Linked DNA regions of Mus musculus: region 2 is linked to region 1. A link is a loop called in an ENCODE intact Hi-C map of the cell type or tissue named here. Cell type or tissue: left cerebral cortex. All regions are shown on one strand.

Evidence for each region. A loop is a pair of places that touch in the nucleus more often than their neighbours do. Peaks named below come from ENCODE experiments on the same cell type or tissue, not always from the same donor. Only the 100,000 strongest peaks of a DNase experiment are listed, where the experiment ranks them.
Region 2: it touches region 1 in a loop (7-fold over the local background); 4 of 42 quality-filtered maps call a loop at or near these places.

The regions. Positions count from the first base shown.
Region 1 is chr3:16,813,815-16,821,814 of GRCm38, forward strand. Gm30223 (predicted gene, 30223) reads left to right here and starts at 3,280. Exons shown (of 4, transcript NR_153388.1): 1 at 3,280-3,330. In left cerebral cortex, a CTCF peak has its summit at 3,155 (motif pointing right); DNase peaks (open chromatin) are centred at 2,492, 3,187, 3,587, 5,903 and 1 more place; H3K4me3 peaks cover 1,011 bases; H3K27ac peaks cover 2,202 bases.
Region 2 is chr3:17,327,645-17,335,644 of GRCm38, forward strand. It overlaps Gm30340 (a long non-coding RNA gene), which reads right to left. Exons shown (of 7, transcript XR_880680.2): 5 at 6,681-6,825; 6 at 5,611-5,696; 7 at 1-3,060. Among named protein-coding and RNA genes, the nearest start is that of Gm24963, 80 kb to the left of the region's middle. In left cerebral cortex, no CTCF peak of the experiment used is centred here; DNase peaks (open chromatin) are centred at 3,022 and 3,299; H3K27ac peaks cover 1,325 bases.

The DNA of each region.
Region 1 (8,000 bases):
CAATTGTTCATTTTAAATAAGGGGGTTTCTAAGGTTAGAATTTTGGAAAAAATTCAATATGGGCTCTTATCTCATTTTATCTATTATTATAAAATTTATCACATTGTCTCATTTTCTGAAATTTGGCCTGTTGAAAGCTAACAGCATTCTACATCTTGCTGCTAGTTTTGACTATTTTCTTAAGCAATTTTATAGAACATTTTGCTGTAAGACATAGGTCTAAGGCAACTCTTCCTGCTTTAATATTGACTTTAGAAGATGCTGGCATATTTGTAAGTAATTTTATTTTTCCATTAGAGTGAGTATTTTCAGAATCCCGTGGAAATAGTGCCAGTCATAGAGCTTACCTGGACCTTATGGTCCTTAGACATGTAGAAATTAATATCAATGCTCTGATAATGGGGCCAGTTGTGTTGTTTTTCCAAAACACTTTAATGAGTATACTAGCACCATATACCTGGCAATGACCTACTAAAATTACAAGTGACTCATTTTAGTTCTTGATAATCAAAATCTGCAGGTGAAAGAAGAAAATTGTTCTTACTATGCAATACCTTATTACATAGAATCTACTTCATATGTGACCCGTTCTTTCATGATTTCCTTAATCCTTTCATGAGGGGACATTAAGGTACTATGATACAAAGGACAGAAAAGCTATCCCTATTGAATTCTTAGGATAAAGTAATCCAAGGATGCTTAATTCACATGATACCCAGGATGGGAGTTCTATTCTAGAGGACTAACATACAAACAGATGCATCAGTTCAGATGTGAGACCTAAATCATTTGGTCAACTTGCAGCTGCAGTCACTAGTATGAGATGAGTAGTGGCCAGGGACATGCCATTTTCAAAACCAATTAAGCTAAGGTAGGTCCATCTTACCTGTGAGATTTTGTGTTCTGAACTCAGGGATTTGAGGACATGTGGCAAAAAACAAGTCAAATATCTGCACTATAAGAGTGAATTCCCTTGGGCAACTCTTTGAAACACTAAGTTTATTTTAGACCACCTCAAGATGCCCAAAAAGAGTTTTTTGGTTTTTTTTTTTTTTTGGTTTTGGTTTTTTTGTTTGTTTGTTTGTTTGTTTGGTTTTCTTCAGTTAGTTATGACCTGAAAAATGAAAGAGTGAACAACACAGGAAACAGTGAGTGGTTAAATGCATTTGCAGAATATTTGCATACATGTTGTAATCACTTTAGTTTAACCTCATCTGATTTTTCCTTCTTGGCAAGAATTGCTGCATTCTCTATAGAGCCTGATTCCCTGTCTTACAGCTTCTGAATAATTTTTGAGGATTATATGAATGAATTATTGTTTTGACAAATTGGCCTTCCTTCCAAATTCCTTGTCTAACACTATGTATTCACTTTTGGATGATTGTTTGGTGTGTGAAAATACTGTTTGCTTTTGACCTTCACCTCAGTTTCATTGTCAGAAAGAGATTGGGTTGGCTTTGCCTACAGTTATCAATGCTAAATCTTTCTTTCTGTTATTCTCTAGGACTGCCTTTCCCCAATACTTTTTCAGAAAAATAAATGCCTAAAGCAAGAAAACATAGAGTTTCTCCAGATTCTCAAGGAAGTGAAAAAATATTAAAAGGTGAAGTGTATAAACAATAAATGTAGATAATAAAAAGAAGAGAAAAGAAGGTGAATGTGAAGGTGAGCGGTTCTCCCTTAAATGAGCATTTCCTTTCCACTTTGAATTACCAGAAGTTACTGTTTCATGGCTGCTTGTTTTGTTCCTCTGGTCTAAGTTTTTTTCATTCCCTAAAAATACAGTAATATATATTCTGGAAGTGTTCATCTGCACTTCTACACACTAGATGTACTGAAATAAGTATGAATGCAAAGCTGGTTTGGCTTAGGGGTAAGAAGATCAGCATTTTCTTTCATGTAAAGAAGGTTTCCAAGACCCACTTTCTAATATCTTCTTATATAATGTGGAATAATTGAGTCTTTTTAAAAATAGACCTAATGCCCTTTGCCTGGAGCTATAAAAGACCACGCCCACCTTAAGTAAATTAGTTTGACTTTTTATCTCTATTTTGCAAGATGCCAAAGTGGTGTGCACACACATTTTCCCCCATCTTTTCCCCATGGTAGATGAGCTACTAATATTTACTAAAAGGTATGACTTGGATGTACATTTTACATGATTGAAAATTGTATCAGTAAGTGTTCATATTTGACAGTCTACCACATGCACTGACAAAAAGGATGCTCTCAAGAAGAAAATGCATTAAATCTCTAGTAAATCAAGGTGAATTAAGATGCCACGGAGCACTTATTATTTTCATGCACAGCAACAATGACTTTTCAAAGATGAGATTCAGTGCATGGTGTTTACAAATGTGAGGTGGGTTAGGTTGGTGGAGACAGTTATCCAAGAGGATGAGGCTGATGTTTAAACTGGACAGACATATGGATAGGGGGAAGTGATAGGAAACCTGCTACTGTTAAAAAACCAGTAGGAGACAGGATGCATAGAAGAAACCTGCAGGAGACCGGGGTGATGTTTGCAGCATATGGGAAGACACAGTCATCCAAGAAAGGTGGCACCTTCGTATGCCAGCAGACTTTCTGCTCAACTTGATATTAAAAATGTGCTAAAAGAACCTATTTTTTTTTTAGAATAACCCTCAAAAGTTGAGAAATCTCTTTGGGTTACGTCTTTTATAAATGAAGGAAAATATTGTGGTTGCACATAAATATATAAATATTTTAACACTTTAAAAGCTAGTAGGACCCATTTAAATGATTACTTGTCAAATGAGTATATTTCACATCTCTGGATCTCTCTTACAAGCTAAATGCATGGAAGCCTGTATTAATTCTCTTCTGTCTAAACAGTACCCTAGTGTTTTACTGACTGAAGAATGTAGAGGAATAAAATTGCCAGTTTATCATCATTCCTTCAATTAATGCACAGATTAGAATCACTAGGACAAATGTAACATGTGCTTATTTAATTTATTATTTTGGCACAAAGTGTTTTCTGCAGTTTTGTGAAGGTGAACATAACCTGGTATTCTATTCCTTCTTGTTATATAAATTGTTAGCATAAAAATTAAAAAACAAAACAAAACAAAATCCCAATAGCATTCCAAGCATGCTCTTTGCTGAAATAAAGGCAATACAATGCAATCTGAAGTCCTTCCAACAGAGGGCTGTATGTGCTTGATTTAGACGAAGAAGGGGCATTAAAAAAAAAAAAAAGATTTGGATTTAGGTTGCTATAGTAAATTCTGTATTACACTTAAAAATAGAACTGATAAAAATGGAGTCAGTGGAGTTGAACGGGGAAGAAGCATCCTAAGATGAAATGTAAGATCCATTCTTACAAGACAGAATTTTATGTCTTAGAATTGATGTTCTTTTTAAAAGACAAAATGTATTTTAGCATCTATAAATAAGAAAGTAGGCAAATTGGAGATAATCTGTGCTTTAAAGTACTATTAATATTACCCCAATTGGATATATTTTTTAAAAAGAGAGGGAGCGATTGTATGTATTCTCTTGCAGAGGCTTTCTATCTCTGCCATTGGAGAATAGCTGATTGTTGTTATAAACAAATGTATTATGTATATAAAATGAAGCTAAATATTTAATATGCAGAATATATGTTTGTATGCATGCACAATGCAAAACCGTTTCTAAGATATTTTACAAAGAGAAATGATAGTGTTTTAAAAGGTGGGGCACAGAAGCACTAGAATAAGCTAAAATGAATTGTATACTTCTTTGTGCTAGGCCAGGTTTGTAATTCTATTTCAGATTGCAGAGGCTTACAATATATCTATTGTAGTAAAACAAGAAATAAACAAAACCCATAAATTATCTCTAGAATCTAGCGAGATCTTTGTCTTTCAATTTTAAGAAATGCTTTATTTTATTGGATTTCTTTTGTGGGCTTTGAAATGTTTATGACCTTCTGTAAGCAGAAAGCTCTTTCAAATTTTAACCCTCTTCTTACATGTAGTTAAAAATTCTTGTTTCATTTAATGCAGAGCTAATTTAGTGACATTACTAGTATTCTACTGAAATAAATCATTTTGCTATTTGACAATATTTCCTAAGTTATATTTCCCTAAAATTCTAAACTAATCCCTTTAAAATAAATTCTAGATACTATTTTGAACAAAGGCCTCATTATAAATGCTTCTATTTCTGCAAATGCATTTCTTTATGAGTCTTTTTTAATGCAATGGAGATTGACAAAGTACAGTTATGGTAAAGCACTAGTAGCTAGAATATAATAATACATAATAATCCTATATTTATATCTTTTGTGTTTATAATTCCTGTTAAAAACACAAATACTTATTACTTATATAATAATTTTGATCTTTTACATTTTTCACTATATAATTATACATAAATTTGCTAATAAATACTAATAAGTGATATGTGTTTATTAAAGCACAAGTCCCTACTATAATCTGTTATGAAGCAAATAAAATTGTGTTTGGTTACCTACAGTACTGCTTTCATTCCTGTTGTTTTATTAATTGGTTCTTTGATAAAGCAGAAATATTGCATTGTATAAATTGTTGCAGCCTGGATATTCTCATGAAATCTGAACAACCATTTCTTCATTTCCATTTGCCTTTTGCCTTTTGCAGTAACTGAGGAGGGGAGATGTCTGTTACTACCCAAAGAATATCCAACAGAAAATATGTGCATGAATAAGAAATATTTTTAAAATATTTTTGAGGTACTTTTATTAAAATGAAATATTTTTTGAGGGGAACACAGATTTTGAATTTCTTAATTAAGGTTCAATAGCTGCAAACATCTTCAGCTTCAAGAGACTGCTATTTTTCTGTTGTTAATTTTCACATGTATTTGTGAAATCTCTAAGTGAAAAGTCTTCCAGAACACTCTCCTCTTTTTATGTTGTATTACTTTACTTGGCTTATATTTTACGCACTAATATTAAGATTAAAGACAAAGCACTGTACCTTTAAGTCATAACCCAAGAGTACAAAGAGAAAGACACTCATGGTGCTGATCTACCCAGCATCTTCCTAAAACAATTGCCCCCATTTTATTTGTCATAGAATCCAGGCAATAACTAATGTTTTGCTTATTATTTTTACTCAGAAAAGATTGCATTCATAACCATATAAAATGCTGAATAAGAATAATGTGGTTTTGTCCTGAACTCAATTTTGATTAAAGGTGAGAACAACTAAGTTGCAAGTATACTCATATATAATTCCAGCTACATGTATTTACAGGTAACTATTTTAAAAGCTATTTAAAATATTTTAAATGATATTCGGTATCATATTTATACCAAGATATAAATCAGAATTATTTGCATCTGTAAATATTCCTTTTATGGCTAAACAAAAAGCAAAACACTTATATTTTTCGAAAAGGGCACACAATGCTAATGGTTTGCTCTGCGCACCTGCCAGCTTGGTTTGCAGTTTAAGCCACCCTGGAAATTCTCATTTCTTTGTGCAATATTTTATTCTGTGCTTTTCTTCAGGGCAGATTGGTTCTGCCTGCACTTTATTTCTGAACCCATGTTCATTCAAAATGGACTGCCAGACATAAATGCTCTATCTAGTGTTGCCACTGCTGCTGCAGGGGCTGCTGACTAACAGCACCCCTCCCCCAACCAGCTCCTGACCCATTCTCCTGCCCTATCCTTTGTTGACAATGGTAGTCCATTGTCAACAAAGAGTGTACAATTGTGGAATACTCAGCAGCAATTTTGGTAATGTTTTGCTTTGAATATTTTGAAAGTATTTTTGAAGTCTATAAATAGATGTGCCCCAAGCTTTTCCTTTTTCTTGATTTTAATATTTGGAGATGAGCTCTCATCCCACAGGGCAGCCTCGGGGACTGCAGTGGCTGGAATGCTTTCAGAGAACAAATGTGGCTCTGTGGCTCTCTTTTCATAATAATATCAACATCATATAGATTTAATAACAGGGTGATAGAGGACATTTTGATGATGGGGCAAATTCTCTGATCTGCCAAGGAAAGCATCTGATTCTCTCATGTACCAATTAATTATTGAAGCAACTGGAAATAATAGGCTACTCTGCTTGCTTCTTTCCTGCAAAGGAATGGAGTTGGTGTGGTGGTGGTGGTTTGTGTGTGTGTGTGTGTGTGTGTGTGTGTGTGTGTGTGTGTTTGCACAAGCATACATGTGAGCACTTGTCTGTGTTCAATAAGGAATCTTGGGCAGAAATTTCTTCACTGTGTTCTTAAAGATTATAGGGACGTTATCTGTACACGTCTGGTATGACAATAGTATTTCTAAGGAATAGGAATGCAATCTTTCTTTTTCTTTTTCCTTTTTTGAATTATTTTTTCATCCACACCCTTGATGGACCTCATTGTGAATTATTGTGTTTTATTTTAATGTCTACTTCTCATTTACTAGCACCTTTTTTGTTTTGTTTTGTTTTACAGCCCACTCTCTAAGGCAGGCACTAGATCAGTTGAGAAGAAAATCTTGTTTTGCTTTATGCCTCAATATGCATCATCCTCCTGCATACATAGATTGCCTTGGTATAATCTGGTTACTTTACAAAACTATTCCATGATATTCAGACTTGAGTCATCTTTCGCCCTAGAGTCTGTGGTTCTATAAACTTTTTAGATAGAGGGAGGTTGGATTCTTGGATTATTGTAAATTTGTTGCTTTCTATTGTGACAATAGTGTTTATATGCTTGACACCCTCATAATAATATTAAGCTCAATTTTTTAGTGTGATGTACTTTATACATTTGTATAAATGTCACAGCCTGTAATCACTTTCTTTGTCATCGACGATTAATCTAAAAAAATCGAATAATTCACTGCCCCTTGCCATTTACATATCGTCTGCTGCCATCTGCTCTTCTCAGCAGCAGTAAATGATGGGTAATTAACTCAGTGCCTTTGTCTTTCCCTTGCTGAATGTCTGACACATATAGATTTTCCTCTCTGTGCGGATGTGTGTGTATATGTGCATGTAAGAGGAAGAGGGAAGTGGTAAAGAATAAAGTGCAAGGGAGAATGAATGATACTTCACGGATGCATGCCAGCATGATATCATTGAAGGAGAGAAAGGCAAAGCAAGGTTCAGAGGAGTGGCCAAACTTCATGACCTCACATTTTAACCAAACCAAGATGAAGAAACACTACTGGAACTATGACTTTCTTGCACAATTGAGAGATTTTTCTAAAACCTTGAAAGCCAAGGTAATAATGGAAAGCCAAGGAAAGACTACAAAATCCTTTTGTTAATCAAGATGCGAAAAAAGATCATGCAAATGTGATGAAGTATACAATAACCACCACTAGCTTAAATACTCTACTTGACTTCTACACTGGGGGTAAATCTGTGTTGGAGAAATGATGCATAAGATAAATCTCAGATGGACTTGATGCTTGACCTATCTCTAAAAGCACAAAGTGTCAAGGAAAACCTAGAAGGACTCAGGAGACTCAAATTGTGTTGAAAAGCTGCTTTGAAAAGAAAATGAGATTTCTTCCCTGGATTTCTACAGATTTCCACTAAATAGATTAATTATTTCTTTCAGACGTCTCCCTTCACACAGGAGATATAATATTATTGGGACAATTCTTACTTGAAACACCTATCTTTCATTTTGCAATAATTTTCTGAATTGTGGCTGAGTTTGATAACACTAAAATTTGAAAATACTAAAAACTAGAAAGGGAAAATTAAGGGAAACTTATAATTTAGCTTTGTTTTAATCCAAAGTAAAGTTAGAATATACCCTGAGTTCCAGAGTATGACCAGAATCTCTTCTACATAAAATTCTTAAGGCTTCTTCTGACTAATGTTGATATACATGTACTATCTCTAACTTAAGCAAACTAAAGTTTGCTCATTTCATTTTTTCCATTCACACACACACACACACACATACACACAAAGAAAATATATTTCATTCACTCAGTAAATCTAAGAAATAATCTATAATGATGTAAATCATGACCTAATACCTAACCATTCACACTG
Region 2 (8,000 bases), 510 kb after region 1:
AAGTGTAAGCGCCTACCTGCGTCTTTGAGACACTTGCCAAAATTGGGATAACGGTCCTGCGATGAAATATAATCACTGTACCAAAATATAACCTTTTACGGGTCATTATTTTCCAAAGACATGTGCCCAAGCTCCCCTTTCCTCTCCTCCCTACACCTCAAGCCCCAGCTTAATTTGTTATCTGCTAGGAGACTTCTCAGACAATTTGCATTGTCATCATATGAACTGGCTACTGGTACACAAACATGAACTGACACACTGCTATGGAGGGACAGGGCTGTCACAACAAGGCAGCTGGACTGTTATATATTCACTTTGCTCCCATTGTACTTCCATTCACAGCAGCGCTAGGACAAAGGGCCTGACAGAGCTAACCACGGATTGTCACCTTGATTTGTCCGGGATAGCAGATATGCAGAAATAAATTATATTTTCCTGCTTATGAACATAACATGGAAGCAAATAAGCTTGCAAACAGCTCTTCCAAGTAGTAATACCAAAGAAACATCTCCTGTTTCAGAGCTACTACATGCTGCCTTACCAAGGATATGAAGAAAAGCTGGAAGAACACAGAAAGGGTCTCCAATATTTTATGTCTAACATGGCAAAACAAATTCTCCGGTTGTGAAATTTGTGACTGATATTTCGCTAAGCTTTGATTGGTGATGAAAGGGAATACAACTGTATAAAATGTAAACTTACCCCTCCTAGAAGATGCCATGTAAAACCTAGCAAATGCACCTGATGTCCTCCCCCACCCATAGGAAATACATACTGTATTGAAATAATTCTTTAAAAAATAAAATAAATGACATTATTCAATGTTGAATTGTTTCTCAATAAAATAAATCTTATGTTATTTAAAATTTACTAAATGTTAAAATGCTATGCCTGAAAGTGGCAAATATAGTCGGCTGCAAATGAGAAATTTTACAGGGTAATGTTTTTATGCCAGTGTTTAATTTACTACTTTATTGACAAGGTGTTTGTGGGCCTTTGAGATGAGACAGGTTTAATATCTACATGTAGATAAATGAAGCAGACAAGGTCGGAAAATGGTTTTCTGCCAGCTTTCTGAGGAAAAACAGAACATTTCTCCCTGCAACAAGGCTAAAAATATGTCACCTTATAAAATAGGAATCATTGCAAACCTGATAAAGATCAAAAGCACAGAAGCCTTATCAATTCTTTCCATTTTCACAGACAATGCCACAGGCTTGCTGATCCTTCAAAGGACACATTTTCACAGCCTCACATTTAAAAACTTTCCAAGAGTTATACCATTACCTACAGCTCATTTCATTATTATTTCTAATGCTATCCCAACAGGATTTGCTAGGAACTTGCACAAAGAAACACCTAAAAATACATCCCATTTGCTCTTTTACAAAAGAAATAAATGATGAGATACGGCCAATCTGAACATGTTACGTTTTAGATGATGACTTGCATTCTTTTGCCGAGAATACTATATTGAAAACAATCACATGAAAACTTACTATATTTCTTTCAAATGACCTATTCATTTTGAATTTTTCCTTGTTCTTTTCTGTTTTGTACTGCACAGAACATACAGATTCTGTCCACAAAGCCACACTTAATAGCCAGTGTTTTAAACAGTGACTAGCACAAACCAAGATGATACATGGAATTGGGTGGTGCATATGAAGACAATGTAAAGCACTTCCCTATAATGAAATGCAAATGCCACTCGATCAAAGGTTTACACTCTCACAATGAAAGATGCACTCAAAATTAAACCTATGCTTTAAGAGGATAAGAAAAAAAAAAAAAACTGAATAACTTGCTGTAAATATACTCAGGGAAAAAAATCTAAATGAACACAAATTGTTATTTATTACTGTCCAAGAGAAAAAAAATGGTACAGATGTGGCTTTCCTCAGAATTCTATGCAGCCAACCGTAAGAGCTCCGTGCCCGTGCACCTGACTGCAGCAGCAGAACCCGAACTTGATGGTTACAGGGGATGACAGAAAGGGAACATTGAAAGTGCTATTATGCAGTTTACAAGGGAAAGGCTTCAACACATTTCAGCTTCCTCTGGTTATCATAGATGGGTCTCTTATGCTCTCTCTCTCTCTCTCTCTCTCTCTCTCTCTCTCATCTTTCATGTGTATGCTTATTAGTTGTGCATAGTTTTAATTTTGAGACTTGATTTGTCTTTGGTGGCCACCATCTCTTAACACCCTGCATCTTTTAGGATTTCACATCATTTGACAGATTTTCAGTCTGCTTTGTGGTTGTAAATAAAATTCATAAATATTGGATTCATGTACATGGTCCTCTTTGGAAAAAAAAGGGGGGGACATTATCCCACTTCATCTCTGTACTTTAATCATATGTTCCGAGACCACATTTTATATTACTAAGTTATTTTTTTCTTGATTAAAAGTAGCAATGTGTTCAGTTTAAGGCTTTTGTCATTTCAAGAACTAAAATGGTTTTCAGTAGAAACATTCCTGTTTTAAACTATATAGTATGCATATTCTTCACAGCTGAATGTGTCACATAAAGATGATTCTAGAAATAGAAGTTATTTGCAATTATTTTATACAATGTACAAATTAGAGTTCTATGTTCATAGTGTCTATACTCATTGAAGAGGGAAGGAAATGGAATGATTTAAAATTCCCAAAACATGTTATATCATATCAAAACACAGACCACAATAGTTATGATAAAGAAAATAGTGATTTTTTTTTAAAAAGTATTTTGTGGAGGACCGAAAATATAAGATTTTTATTCCAGGGAAGAAAGCCACAATTGTTCAACTCTTCTCCCTGGTATGTTCCTGTTCTGTGTCCAAATGTTCCTATAAAGCATTTCTGAGACCAGGATTGCTGCTTGGCATTGTCTTAAACTTTCCTTGAATTTAAGAGCGATGTAAGCCATGCTGCCTTGCTCCTGATATATTGGTGAGTAGGCCTTCGAAGATTCTATTTTCCACACCGGGTCAAGACTGCTGACAAGGGATTAATCAGCTGCTCCTCCTAAGCCATGAATCAGAACAATTGCTGTCAGGTTCCTGTGGTACAAATGCCTGGGAAGAGAAGAGTTGGGAAATGAAAGAATGTATCAGGAATGTAGAAACAAAAAGTGCCAGAGAATAAGAGAAGCTAGCTGAATCTACAATTTGGCTACCTGTGATTTGATCTGGTTCAGTCACGAAATTAAATAGATGAAATAAATGTTGAACTAAATGCTTTCGAGGATCCACCCTATTCCTCTGAGATCACTGTCTTATATCACTTGTGACATTTTATAAAGAAAGCTTTCTGCCCATTTACTCTCTTTTGGTTGGCACTGGCTCTGTTCAGGTACACATTGAAACATGTCTATTGGCTGAGGTTTAAATTCAGGGAAGTCTGGGCAAAATGTGTGCTTCTCTTCTGTACAGCTACTGCAGAGCCAACATTGTATTTAACCTCTCTGTATATGTTTGCATTATAGAATTGGAAAATGCTGAGTGAAAATGCATTGAGTGGAAATGAAAACCCACATTCTTAGATTGTAACAGGATTCTTTGTGTAGGAAGATATACTTACATTGAAATGGCCTTTCTGTAAGTGAGATTGTCTATGATGACATGAAAACGCATGCAGACTAATATCACATTTGTAGAAACAACTGTGTCTAGATTTTCAGATAATAGTGAGGAAAATAACAAAGAATTCTTTTTCTTGAGCATCATATATCATATGCAGATAGGTATTTCTGATTTTGATCTTCAGAATATGGTATTTATAGGAAGGCAAGTATTAGGACTGTGATTTAAAATAATGGGGAATATAGAACAAAGGTGATTAATAATTGTGCCATGAAAATTAAATCATTTTGTATTAGAGAAACGGGAATATAAAGGAAAGTTTTCAAAATAAAGCCTTTTTTATTAAAAATAAAAATATTCAATGTTAATACATTTTAAATACTGTAGAAAACAACTCTTTCACAATTAAAAATAAATAGCAATTTTATGCTGATATATTTTAGTAGAATAATTTGCTTTTCGAAATTTTAAGAATAAAATTATATCCATATTTCTGTCATAATGTAAAAATGGTCATTTATAAATTTTGGCTATGCACTGTGGTTTGTTGTTACAGATGAGTAACTGAAAGTAATAAATGTATTTTAATGTTTCACAATGATGTCGTATGTGTATATAGTTTATAAAGAAGTATAAAATATTAAAATTAGGAATAAATACGAACAAAAGATATGAGTAATAAAGCCTTTCTATATGCATCAAGATTGTATTTTATTCTGGGCATATATTTAGTGCAAACTGTGAGCAATAAATGCGTGCTGTTTTTAAAACACAGCACAAAATTAGTGTGTTAAGAGCTACTCTACAAAAATAGTGCTTTATATAAAAATAGTATTAGTAAGCATGCATTAGTAAGCATTGGGTCTTATCATTTTAAGTGAAGAGTTTGGTATATCTATATTACGAGTAAAGAAATTCGAGTTACTAGAGAATGATATATAGTATGCACCATATTTCACAAGAATGCCTCTTCTCCTAAAGTATTTACCCTGTGTCTTCAAAATGTTATTGAGAAATAAGTGTACAGCTACTGGTACCTTCCTTAAATGCACTGAAAACGTAGAAATGCATTTGATTACATAGTGTAAGAACTGATATTAAAATTATCTATGGCTCGAATGAAAAAAAAACCTTTACTTGACAGATAAAAAGAAAACCTGAAAAATCTTGTAAAACAGATTGGCATGCAAAGTGCTTAGTGGAAGCACTATTTTTAGAAATAGATGAGTTATTTTTATCCACATGCAAAGATTAATGCATCTTATAATTGATGAAATATTTGATTAAAAATAATTGCATGTAGAGTGAGTCAAAATGACTGTTTAGCACAGTTCTGACAATGATTTATAATGTGCTTGGCAAAGTTGTGCAAAGCAGTGCGTGTAAGTAACCTGTAAACGGTTACAAAGAGAGGATTTAATATATCCTGTTTATTGATAATATTTTATATAAGTAGAAGCAATGAGAAAGCATTTCTAGTAAGGTGCTAAGAGTATACCTGAACTTAATAATGTATTTGTTTAGCATTTTCTAAATTTATTCTATTTTTAACAGTGCAGTTTTGTTACTGTTCTTCATAGAACAGGAATCCTTTTTTTTTTTGATGCTACTGTCCTACCACTTAGGCAAGAAGAAGAGCATTTCAAGGCAAGTTGTGCATGAAACTCCCTGTCCTTATTTTTATGTTTTATCTTTATTTTTTAAAGAGGATATTTGCATATCCACAATTAAATAATATTTGTTTTCTAATTGCAAATGATTTAGTACAAAATGGTAACTGATGAAAATGCACATGTCAAATCTCATACACACACACACACACACACATATACACACACACATTTAAAGCTTAATGTGCCTGAACGTAATTTCTGCAAAACAAAGTAAACTACTACAGATGATGTGCAGAGATGCTCACATGCAGAGGTGCTCACATGGAGAGGTGCTCCCACAGGACAGAGCAAGGGGGAGACTGAAAGGCAGGACTGGCACTGAATACCCTTCCCTGTCTGAAAGGAAGGAAGTCATGGATGTGATTCCTACCTTTCTCTTCAGAAAGGAAGAATGAGGACATCAAAGCCACGTTCAGGCCATACAGTCTGGTTAATATTTTCTCAATCATAGTGGACCTTTAGGCAAAGAAATAACAATCTCTCCTTACTATTAAAGAACAAAATTAGTATTTTTAACTTGCTGAGTAAGTATGCACAACTGAATTTCACACCTGATTAATTTACTTTTTTTGCACCAATATTTCATCATTCTGCAACAATATCTCCTCTGTTTTCTACATATAATTTGCAAAGAAGTTTTTCAGTAATATATAAACATGTTCTAAGCACTATTATTTTGAATTCCATATATATATAAAAGCATGCATGGCAACTGTCTATTTTCTTTTTTTACATTTATTTCACTAGAATGTAAATTTAACCGGAACAAAAGAGATTTTGGAAAACAGATTTGAAAACATCTCTGTGGCTCTATCATTTTTATTATACTATTCATTATTTAAAACATTCAATTTAAATATATTTTGATCATATTCTCCTAACCAAGTCATTCTAGATTCTCTTTGTCACTACCAACCCAGCTTGATTTTTTTTCAAAAAATAACCAAAAACCCAGTGCATCAACAAAATATCATAAAAGCAAGAAAACAATTAACATAGCACCCAGAAAGAAAGAAAAAGGCTTTAATAAAATAAAAGCACACACATACATGCACACACACACATGCAAACACACACACATAAATAAACAACAACAAAATCTATGGAGTCCGATTATATGCTGGTCAATTACAATATAAGACCTGAACTGAAGTGGCTGATATACCCATCGACACTCAATACCATGGTGTCTAGGGTTTCATTCACTCATTCACTCATTCATTCATTCATAATTCATTCATTTAAACATAGAAAATAATATACAATAAGATCAAACAATAAACAAACAAAAAGTTATTTCAATGAAGTTGTACAAGACAAACCAACAATATGAAAAGAGGCCAAGGGAACACATAAGAATCAAAAGAACCTATTTGTTCACACATTCATGAATCACATAAAAAGAAGCCCAGCTATAGACACAGAGGACAAGGTGCTGACCTTCGCAGGCCCTGTGCTTGCTCTTTCAGTCTCTGGGTTCATATGAACTGTGCTCAAGTTGATGTAGAAGGCCTTGTTCTCCTGGTGTCTTCCATCCCCTCTGGCTCTTAGGTTCTGCATCCTCTCCAGTGGGTTTCCCTAAGCTCTGAAGGGAGGAATTTGATGGAGGCATCCCAGTTAGAACTGAGTGTTTATATTTATATATATATATATATATATATATATATATATATATATATATATATATATATATATATATAAATGTAAATTGGTAGAAAACAGGTTTCTTCTAAGAAAAATATCAGAAATATATCTAACCATATCAAATTTTATTGCTATATCACTGCTGTTATCTCCAACTTGCATAATATTCTTAAAGTATTTGTTTACTAAATATTTGGAAACTACCAAAAATTAAAAGGTTGTAAAATGTGGTTTGAAGAAGATATAATTTTGTCAGCAAACTAAAATTATTGTAAAGTGTACTTGAGATGGAATTTATTTGTGACACAAAAGAAATTTTGGTTAAATAATCTTCAAAATTCCCCAAGAATAAACTCTCATGTTATTACAGATGAATTTGGAACCAGATGAATTCCTAAATGGCACACGTTTCTTCCATTATTTAACTGTTCAAAGAATAAATCTTTACTGAAACTATTGCTTAACAGTATTTAGAGAAACATTAACATTAATGTCTGTTTAGAAAAAGACTTTCCTATCTGATTATACTTTATCAAATGAGAATTAGTTTTATAATCTTTTTTGTTCAAAGGGAAAAATGCTTCATTAATTCTTATTTTATCTAATATGTAAAATATAACACTCAAATAATAAGAAAATAAATCATCTACAATCTCAACAATCATAGACACCTACAATTTAACTACTTCATTCCAGTCTTATTCCTCTTAGGAATTTGTCTTTTGTAACAAAAATAAAATAAAATAGCTATTATACTAAACTGCAAACAATTTGTTATGCTACACTATTGTTCTATGAGGAATGTTTATTTCAAAGTGTGAATAAAGTGTGTTTTCATTGCAAACTTCAGAAACCACACTATAGAAATGTGTGAGCATCAATTCTTTGTATTTTGGATTAATTGTGTTTCAGCAAATAAGGTAATTTGACATGTGAAAAATTCTAAACTGAATAGTATATAACAATAGTAATTACTCTGGCCTCTTTCTTGTATCTTTTCTCCTTTTCCTGGTTCAGAATTCTGTGGGTTATTTGAAACAAATAATATATTTTTCACTTTTCATGCTTTCAAATCATTCCTCAGTTGGAAAATGTAATAAAAATATGAATAATTAT